2 separate regions of the Homo sapiens genome follow, and region 1 is linked to region 2. A link is an interaction called in ENCODE POLR2A ChIA-PET data of the cell type or tissue named here. Cell type or tissue: Panc1. All regions are shown on one strand. Links, peaks and the distances in the headings refer to the core of each region. The heading gives the core; the rest is flanking DNA.

The links. ChIA-PET counts read pairs that join two places held together with the same protein. Peaks named below come from ENCODE experiments on the same cell type or tissue, not always from the same donor. Only the 100,000 strongest peaks of a DNase experiment are listed, where the experiment ranks them.
Region 1: POLR2A ChIA-PET joins it to region 2 with 5 read pairs; 12 of 35 experiments call an interaction of 5 or more read pairs at or near these places.

What each region holds. Positions count from the first base shown.
Region 1 is chr7:130,923,244-130,927,633 of GRCh38, reverse strand. The region is part of intron 6 of LINC-PINT (long intergenic non-protein coding RNA, p53 induced transcript); the gene reads left to right. Among named protein-coding and RNA genes, the nearest start is that of LINC00513, 12 kb to the right of the region's middle. In Panc1, for the core only: no CTCF peak of the experiment used is centred there; no DNase peak of the experiment used is centred there; H3K4me3 peaks cover 889 bases; H3K27ac peaks cover 4,000 bases.
Region 2 is chr7:131,033,212-131,037,601 of GRCh38, reverse strand. The region is part of intron 3 of LINC-PINT (long intergenic non-protein coding RNA, p53 induced transcript); the gene reads left to right. Among named protein-coding and RNA genes, the nearest start is that of LINC-PINT, 75 kb to the left of the region's middle. In Panc1, for the core only: no CTCF peak of the experiment used is centred there; no DNase peak of the experiment used is centred there.

The DNA of each region.
Region 1 (4,390 bases), core at 145-4,144, 110 kb after region 2:
CTTTCTGCTTTTCTCGCTGAGTGACGGGTGCCTTGCAGTTGGCTTCAGATGTTTGTGAATGTGCTGTGTTTCCTAAAGCCATGTCAGTCAGGAAGAAGATGCAGGTATTCAGGAGAAGGGAGAAGAAAATCTGAATTAGAAACAACGTGAGGATGGGGAGCACAGGGAGGGATGGGTTACCTTTGTCATCAGAAGAACGCCAGGCAGATTTTAGTCCCTCAGCTAATAATACTATTTGAAAAATTGATGGAGAAATTTAACTGGAAGGTTTCAGCAAGACAAAAGCTGCATCTCCAAGGCTGGACTCAGCGTGTTCACGTGGGAACTGGGTGTGAGTGTAATTGTCAGAGGGGAGGGTTGTCACAGGAGGTGCACGATGTGAAGTCACAAGGGGACGCATTATTTCCATGAGTTCTCACAGTTCCCAGGGCAGCCACAGATGGTAGTGGTTTATGTCTGCCTCTGCCTTGACAGAAGGGCAGTAGGCAGTTGTGGCAAGAAAAATGGACCAAATGAGGGCTGCACTCAGCAGGTTAAATTTGCTGTCTGTTAGTGTTCCTAGGTGAGATGCTTCAAAACTAGAATGCTCTGCTGGGACTTTTATTTCCCTTAGAAATAAAAGGCCAGGCGCGGTGGCTCATGCCTATAATCCCAGCACTTTGGGAGGCCAAGTCGGGCAGATCGCCTGAGGTCAGGAGTTCGAGACCAGCCTGGCCAACATGGCAAAACCCCATCTACTAAAAATACAAAAATTTGCTGGGTATGGTGGTGGTGGGCGCCTGTAATCCCAGCTACTTGGGAGGCTGAGGCAGGAGAATCACTTAAACCTGGGAGATGGAGGTTGCAGTGAGCTGAGATCGTGCCCCACTGTACTCCAGCCTGGGAAACAGAGTGAGACTCCATCTCCCAAAAAAAAAAAAAAAAAAGGTTCTTTGTTCACACTTTCTCTGCGCTGCTGCAAGTGACTTTGGTGCCGTTTCCTGCAGCCTGTGTCGGTGGCTGGGACTTTCTCGACAGCAAGGCAGGCCGTGCATGAGGCCTATAGGACCCAGGGCTGCCTCCCAATGCTGACGGCCCTGCGCTGTGTGAGCTTGGGTAAGCCAGTTCGGCTCACTTCACCTCAGGTTCCTTGTTCCTATGTGGACGGGTTGCTTGTTTGGAGGATTAATAATGATGGGGAATGCAAAGTGTGGTTGGTTTTGCTGGGGAAAAGAGCAGGGAAGTAGAGACCTAGGCAGGTGATGTCACCTCTCTGATGAACTCCAAGGTCTCTGTCAACACCGGTGCCTTTGTCCTGACATTGCGGGGTTTGTGGCATGATTGGAGAGACCTTGCGTGCTCTCTGGGCAGCCCTTGTTAGTGCCCCCCAACTAGCTGGGAGATCCAGAGTTTCATGAGAACCCTCCCTCCGTGACAAAATCCGCCTTCCTCGCTGTCAGGCTCAGGTTGTCCTGTGCCCCCACTGAGCCTGCTCATTATTGATTAATGAACTTGTAAAATGAGAAGTATTGTTTTACCGGAAGCTACATGTTTATGTGGTTGGTAAAAATGAGAAGAGTTGCTTGAGAACTGGTTCTCCTTTCCATGAGTATATACAAGGTTCAAATCTGGGCTTTGTGGTTATAAGACATGTTGAGTGAATAAAAATGAAGGAAATGCTGGGCATTTATCACAATTTTTTTTTTTTTTTTTTTTTGAGACAGGGTCTTACTCTGTCACCCAGGCTGGAGTACAGTGGCACGATCTCGGCTCACTGCAGTCTCCACCTCCCAGGTTCAAGTGATTCTCATGCCTCAGCCTTCCGAGTAGCCAGGATCACAGGCGTGGGTCACCGCACCCGGCTAATTTTTGTATTTTTTGTAGAGACAAGCTTTCGCCATGTTGGTCAGGCTGGTCGAACTCCTGGCCTCAAGTGATCCATCCGCCTTGGCCTCCCAAAGTGCTAGGCTTACAGGCATGAGCTGCTGCGCCTGGCCTTTCACAATTCTTAAACTGTTGACTTACAGAAACACAGACCTGTATGAACACACAGATCACTTTAGAGGTCCGTCTCAGAACTACCTGCTGTCATGAGTGATGTACAGATAAAATGTGGAAGATCTAGAAACTAGTCATTCCTAATCTCTGCCATAAGTAAACATTTTAGTTTAATGTTAAAAGGTCACTCAGGGTTATTGTGAGATTTGATGAGATCATGGCTACAAGGAACCTTTAACTGTATGAATGAAAAATCTAATGAAACTGCAAAGTCACTCCTATTTACTAAAACCAGTGTAGTGGCTGTTTCTGCCTCTTTTCTTTCCCTCCTCCCTTCCCTTTTCTTCTCTGTTGTTTCTGTCACTTTCCTCTCCCTTCTACCTTATTTTTTTCTTCCTTTCCTTCTCCTTCCTCTCTTTCTGGCATTAGCAGTTTGTTTGTTTGTTTGTTTTTGTTTATTTTGAGACCGAATCTCGCTCTGTTGCCCAGGCTGGAGTACAGTAGCCCAATCTCGGCTCACTGCAACCTCCACCTCCCGGGTTCAAGCCATTCTCCTGCCTCAGCCTCCCGAGTAGCTGGGATTACAGACGCCCGCCACCACACCTAGCTAATTTTTGTATTTTTAGTAGAGATGGGGTTTCACGATGTTGGCCAGGCTGGTCTCAAACTCCTGACCTCAGGTGATCCGCCCACCTCGGCCTCCCAAAGTGCTGGGATTACAGGTGTGAGCCCCCACACCCGGCCCTGGCATTAGCAGTTCTTACACAAGAACAGCGTAGGCATGAATCCTGCCTTCATGGCACTTACACACTAGCAGAGGAATCTGGCAGCAAATAAGCACACAAAGGCAGCTGCAGGGTATGATGTGCCGTGACGTAAAGGGACAAACACCGTGAGAGTCTAACTAAAGCCTGGCATGTGTCAATCCTATGTACCTATTCAGAAACTAGGGTTCATGACGGTGCTTCTGTTGTTACCTAGTAGAAGTAGCTTTGTAAGCACAAAGATTGTAGTTTTGTGAAGCTATCTAGTACAGAGTCACTCTGGAAGTTTAGCATTATAGAGTTTTTTCATAGAAAGGATGGATAGATACAAGTTTTTCCTAACAAGCACAAGTGGCAGTCTTTGAAAACTAATTTTTTATGTGTACATTGTAGCATTGGAAGATAACTGTGGTTGAGTGTGATAAACTGAAACTTTTTAAAAAATCTATTATTTTTTTTACAAGTTAAGTTAGAGCCAGATATGCTGATTCTCTACCATTTTCAAAAGAGGAATTGGAAAAGGGAGAGCTTGTTTATGTGGTATTCACAATAGTGTCTGCTCCTGAAGAAAATTTTTGGAAAAATCTCATGAGTGTCCTCAGACTAAAAACAGGGATCCAGTCTGTTGTTCATGCAGGACTCAGGAGGCGAGCGAGCATGTGATACCAGGAAGGGTCCCATCCCTGCCCTGCTGGGGAGCCCTCAGTGGCGAGGTGGCGAGTTCAGGCTTCACTTCAGAGCATGGATACTGCTGCATAGGTGCTGGAAGGGTGCTGCATGGGTGCTGGAAGCTGCTTGGCATAGTGCATGTCCTGTTTCCTGCCACTTGGAAAGAGGACTGTGGAAGTCAGGTCTTCCCAGTCCTCACCAGTAAAGCAAGCAACGAATGCCTTCAGTCCAGGTAATATGTCCAGGCTTTAAATTCTCTGGATCTGTCTTTGGATACCCTGGGAAAAGTCTTGTCTCTTCTTAGGCCCTTCTGACTAAAAGCAGCCAGGACTTTTAAACTGACTAATTTTTAAAGATTTCCAAATAGAGAAAATTAAAGCAAAAATTTTTGAAAGCTGAAAATGATCTTTCCAACTTTTCTCATTCAGAGTAGAACACTGGAGCATTGAAAGTTTGTTCATGTTTGTGATTGATCACATATTTAAAAAATTGTAAAATAAAGACCTTATTTTAATGTTAAAAGTTCACTTCAACACCATCATTTCTACGAGGTTCTAGGTCTTTTGTGAACAAATTAAATATAGTGCTTTCTTTATAACATGAATTAAATCTAGATCCCAATGATATTTGGCACCTTCTAAATACCCAGATGGCCACTGCGTTTGCCTTGAAGTGAAGACGTGTGTAGAGTTTTAATCACATGTTTTATTTTTTCTCTTTTAAATATCGCCTTTTCAATAGTTGCTTGTTAATGAATGACTGATTGTTTACTGCAGTTTATAATCAGGAATTTGAACATTAAAAAATTCTAATCAGGATACAGGTTAAAAAACACTTTCCCTCTCATTCTCTCTTTCCTTATGCTAGAACAATAAAAATAAATTGTCCTCCCCTTGAAAACATAGTAGTTTAAGAAATTTTATCATTCTCTTCTTGAAAACTTAAGTTTAATAAAACAGTTCAGAGGAAACTTAATTATA
Region 2 (4,390 bases), core at 297-4,296:
TCTTCTGTGAAGGACATTTTCTAATCATGTGATTTTTCTGTTGATTTCTTTTAGTGATTTGTAGGCAGTCTTTATATATTCTGCATATCAATTCTTTGTGGTCTATATGAGTAAAAATATCTTCTGGTTCGGGGCTTGATTGTTAACTTTTTAAATAATGCCATTTGTTGAATAAGAGTTTTCTTTTAATGTCATCCTTCCTTTGGGCATTGTTTCTGGGTATATTATTTTAGAAATTCTCCCTTAGGCTGAGGTCATATAAAATATCCTCTGTTTACGATTAAAAGTTTTAAAGTTTTGCTTTTCACAATTTCACCTGCTGTCCCTCTAAAATAGTTTTGTGTATAGCATGAGGTATAGTTGCCTAATTTTGTTTTTCTCATGGATGACCTGTTGTCTTAGCACCATTTAATTGCCTTTGCAACCCTTCTCCACCAATGCACAGTGCCATTCTGTCCTACAAACTTCTGTCTATGTAGATCTATGTCTTTTTGTAGGGGCGGGGGGGGGGGCGGCTATTTAGTTCCACTGGTGTATTTCTTTTTTCTTGCCCCATTTTCTTGCTTTTTTTTTTTTTTTTTTTTTTTTTTTTCTGAGATGAATTCTCACGCTGTCACATAGGCTGGAGTGCAGTGGCACAATCTCATCTCACTGCAACCTCCACCTCCCAGGTTCAAGCGATTCTTAGGCCTCAGCCTCCTGAGTAGCTTGGATTACAGAAGTGTGCACCACGTCTGGCTGATTTTTTTGTATTTTTAGTAGAGATGGGGTTTCACCATGTTGACCAGGCTGGTCTCGAACTCCTGACCCCAAGTGATCTGCCCGCACTGGCCTCCCAAAATGCTGGGATTACAGGCATGAGCCACCATCATGCTTTTAAAATAGGTCTTTATTTCTTTATTGTGTCTTAGTGTCTGGTAGTTTGTCTCCTCTTCTTGTTCTTCTTTAAAATCATCGCTACTCTTTGTGTTTTGCTTTTCCATATACATTTTAGAGTTCTGCTCCATGAAAAACCCTCCTTTGATTGAGGTCATGCATTAACTATATAGATTAGTTTGAAGAGTAATGATATTCTTATGGGATAGATATTTCCTGTGTATGTCTTCTTTAATATCTATATTTAGGTCTTTTTACTGTATACATCATTTTTATAACTTTTTAAATGTTAATAAAGATATTTCTTGGCCGGGCGCGGTGGCTCACGCCTGTAATCCCAGCACTTTGGGAGGCCGAGGCGGGCGGATCACGAGGTCAGGAGATCGAGACCATCCCGGCTAAAACGGTGAAACCCCGTCTCTACTAAAAATACAAAAAAAAAAATTAGCCGGGCGTAGTGGCGGGCGCCTGTAGTCCCAGCTACTTGGGAGGCTGAGGCAGGAGAATGGCGTGAACCCGGGAGGCGGAACTTGCAGTGAGCCGAGATCCCGCCACTGCACTCCAGCCTGGGCGACAGAGCGAGACTCCGTCTCAAAAAAAAAAAAAAAAAAAAAAAAAAAAAAAAAAAAAAAAAGATATTTCTTCATCAACAATTTAATGACTACATGACCATCCATTATTTAGCTAGTCAGTAGTTTACACCCTGTTAACATTTAAATTAACATATTTCACAATGATTGTTTCGAACTCACATATTTCCCATCATGAAATTATATGTAAATATTCACCTGTTTTATTCTAGTAGTGCTAGGAGTTGTATATAATTAAGTATTTGAGATGTATTTGAGTGTAAAATGTGAGAAAAATATCTTTTTCCCCACACAGATAGCCAGTTATTGAATACTTCATCCTTTGGTCTGACGTTGACTTTTTGGTTTTGCCATCAAGTAACCATCCACAGTGCCCGTACATAGCAGGCACTCAATAAATGTTTGAATAAATGAATTTGAGTATTTATTTTGTTTTCAGATGTTTTCTTATTTTCCGTGGACACGTCTGTCTATTCTAGTTCTACTGCCATGCTGTTTTAATTATCAGAGCTGTATAATAAATGTTTGTATGTGGTTGAACATCATTATTGTTATTGTTTTTTCGGAATTTTTCTGGGCTACTTCTGCATCACTTTTCTCTCGGATAAATGAAAATAATTTGGTCAACTTTCTTGTAAAACTATGATAATTTTGACTGATACTGTATTAATTTATTTTCCTTCCTTCCTTCCTTCCTTCCTTCCTTCCTTCCTTCCTTCCTTCCTTCCTTCTTTTCTTTCTTTTCCTTCTTTTCCTTTTTCTTCTTCTTCTTCTTTTCCTTCCTTCCTTCCTTGCTTCCTTCCTTCCTTCCTTCCTTCCTTCCTTCCTTCTTTTCCTTCTTTTCCTTCGAGATGGAGTCTTGCTCTGTCACCCACACTGGAGTGCAGCAGCCTGATCTTGGCTCACCACAACCTCTGCCTCCCGGGTCCAAGCCATTCTCCTGCCTACCCAGTAGCTAGGATTACAGGCACCCAGTACCACGCCTGGCTAATTTTTTATTTTTAGTAGAGATGGGGTTTTACCATGTTGGCCAGGCTGGTCTTGAACTTCTGACCTCAAGTGATCCACCTGCCTCCGCCTCCCAAAGTGTTTGGGATTACAGGCTTGAGCCACCATGCCTGGCCTACACTGTGTTAATTTTCTTAAAAAAACAAAAAAACAAAAAACAAAAAAACCTTAAAGGCATTTATATTTTAATTTTCTGGCCTAATGAGTGCTACATATTCATCTAGTTCATAAATTCTGGAACTTTTTGGTTAGAGCAGATAAATCCCCCAGATCTCTTTTTGGATTAAAATTCAATGTAATTAAAGAAATCCACTGCAGCAAACGCAATCCTGCCACGTGTTTATTCTGTAAGGATAAAATGTTTTTCTATATTGAACAGCACTGCACAGGCCTTGCTGCCTCCCCCTTATGAAACAGGACTCTCATGGTGCCACGTGTTCCCTGGCTGGACAGATTCCTGAAAATAGATACTAACTGCTGCTTGGTTGAAGAAATCTTTTTTGTGTGTGAGCTACTTTCTCCCGCAGATATTTAAAGGAATTCTATATCCCCACTTCTCTGACTTACCTTTTTTTTGTGGCGAGGAAACAGGACACAGAGCCTGCTGGGTATGCAAGAGAAGTCTGTATAACTGTTTCACACCTGCCTGGATGCTGGCAGTGGTATTTGCCAAGTGAAGTCTGAAGGCTGGTTTGTCATGTGTTTTCACAGAGCACTGATGGCTCCCAGCCAACCTGTTTAGGCCTTGTCTTTTTTTTCTTGCATAAAATTGCCTATTTTTCACTTCAGATGGGGGTGTTAGGCACTTCAGAGATGTTTGTTCTTGTCGCATGCATGCCATCTGTGGTCTGCTGGCATCGGAGACAGGTTCCCAAATTGGCCAGTGTGTCTGTTGGTCAGCAAGCGGGGTGACCAGGACCCACGCCTGTGCTTGCCCCTGTGGCTGCAGCCAAGGCTGAGGTGCACACCTGAAGGACCACACCTCAGTGCTGTTGGCCTAGTTTTTAAAAATTTAAATAAACTCTTTATTTTGGAATAATTATACATTTGAAGACAAGTTCAAAGATAGTACAGAGTTTCCATATGCCCCTCACTCAGTGATTCCTGTTGCTGACTCTTACATTATTATGTTACATTTGTCACAATTAAGGAAGAAACATTGGTACTTTACTGTTAACTAAAATCCACATTTTATTCAGAGCTCACCCGTTTTTCCGAATGTCCTTTTTCCGTTCTGCACTCAGGATATCACAGCACATTTAGCCACCATGTCTCCTTAAAGTCCTCCAGTCTATGATCGTTTCTGAGATGTTTGTTTTTGATAGCCTCGTCAGTTTTGAGGAATACTGGGCAGGTATTTTGCAGAATGTGCCTTAGTTTGGATTTTTTTCATGTTTTTCTGATTATTAGACTGGGATGTGGGTTTTTGGGAGGACAATCACAGAGGTGAAGGGATATCCTTATCACATCCGTGTGAAAAGAGAACGCCATCAACGTGACTTACCACTGCTGATGCTCACCTTGACCATGGAAATTTGTTTCCCCTTTCCAATACTCTGCTCTGTGGAAGCAAGTCACCAAGCACTGCATAGTCCCAAGTTAAAAGTTTTGTTACTTGTCTTATCTGTTGGTACCCAGTTATATTTGAAGCCATACCTAATATTTTTTGACGCTGAATATAGAGTTTGTGTTTAGAGCCTTAAGAATGAATAAAAATTTATTCTAAACTTAAGAAGTATTGGAAGTAGTTAGTAGCTATGTTGAATCTTTCTTCCACTCCTCATACATTTGGTTTATTGTTGTTTTTTTTTTTTTTTGAGATAGAGTCTCTCTGTCACCCAGGCTGGAGTGCAGTGGCATGATCTCAGCCCACTGCAACCTCCGCCTCCCGGGTTCAAGCCATTCTCCTGCCTCAG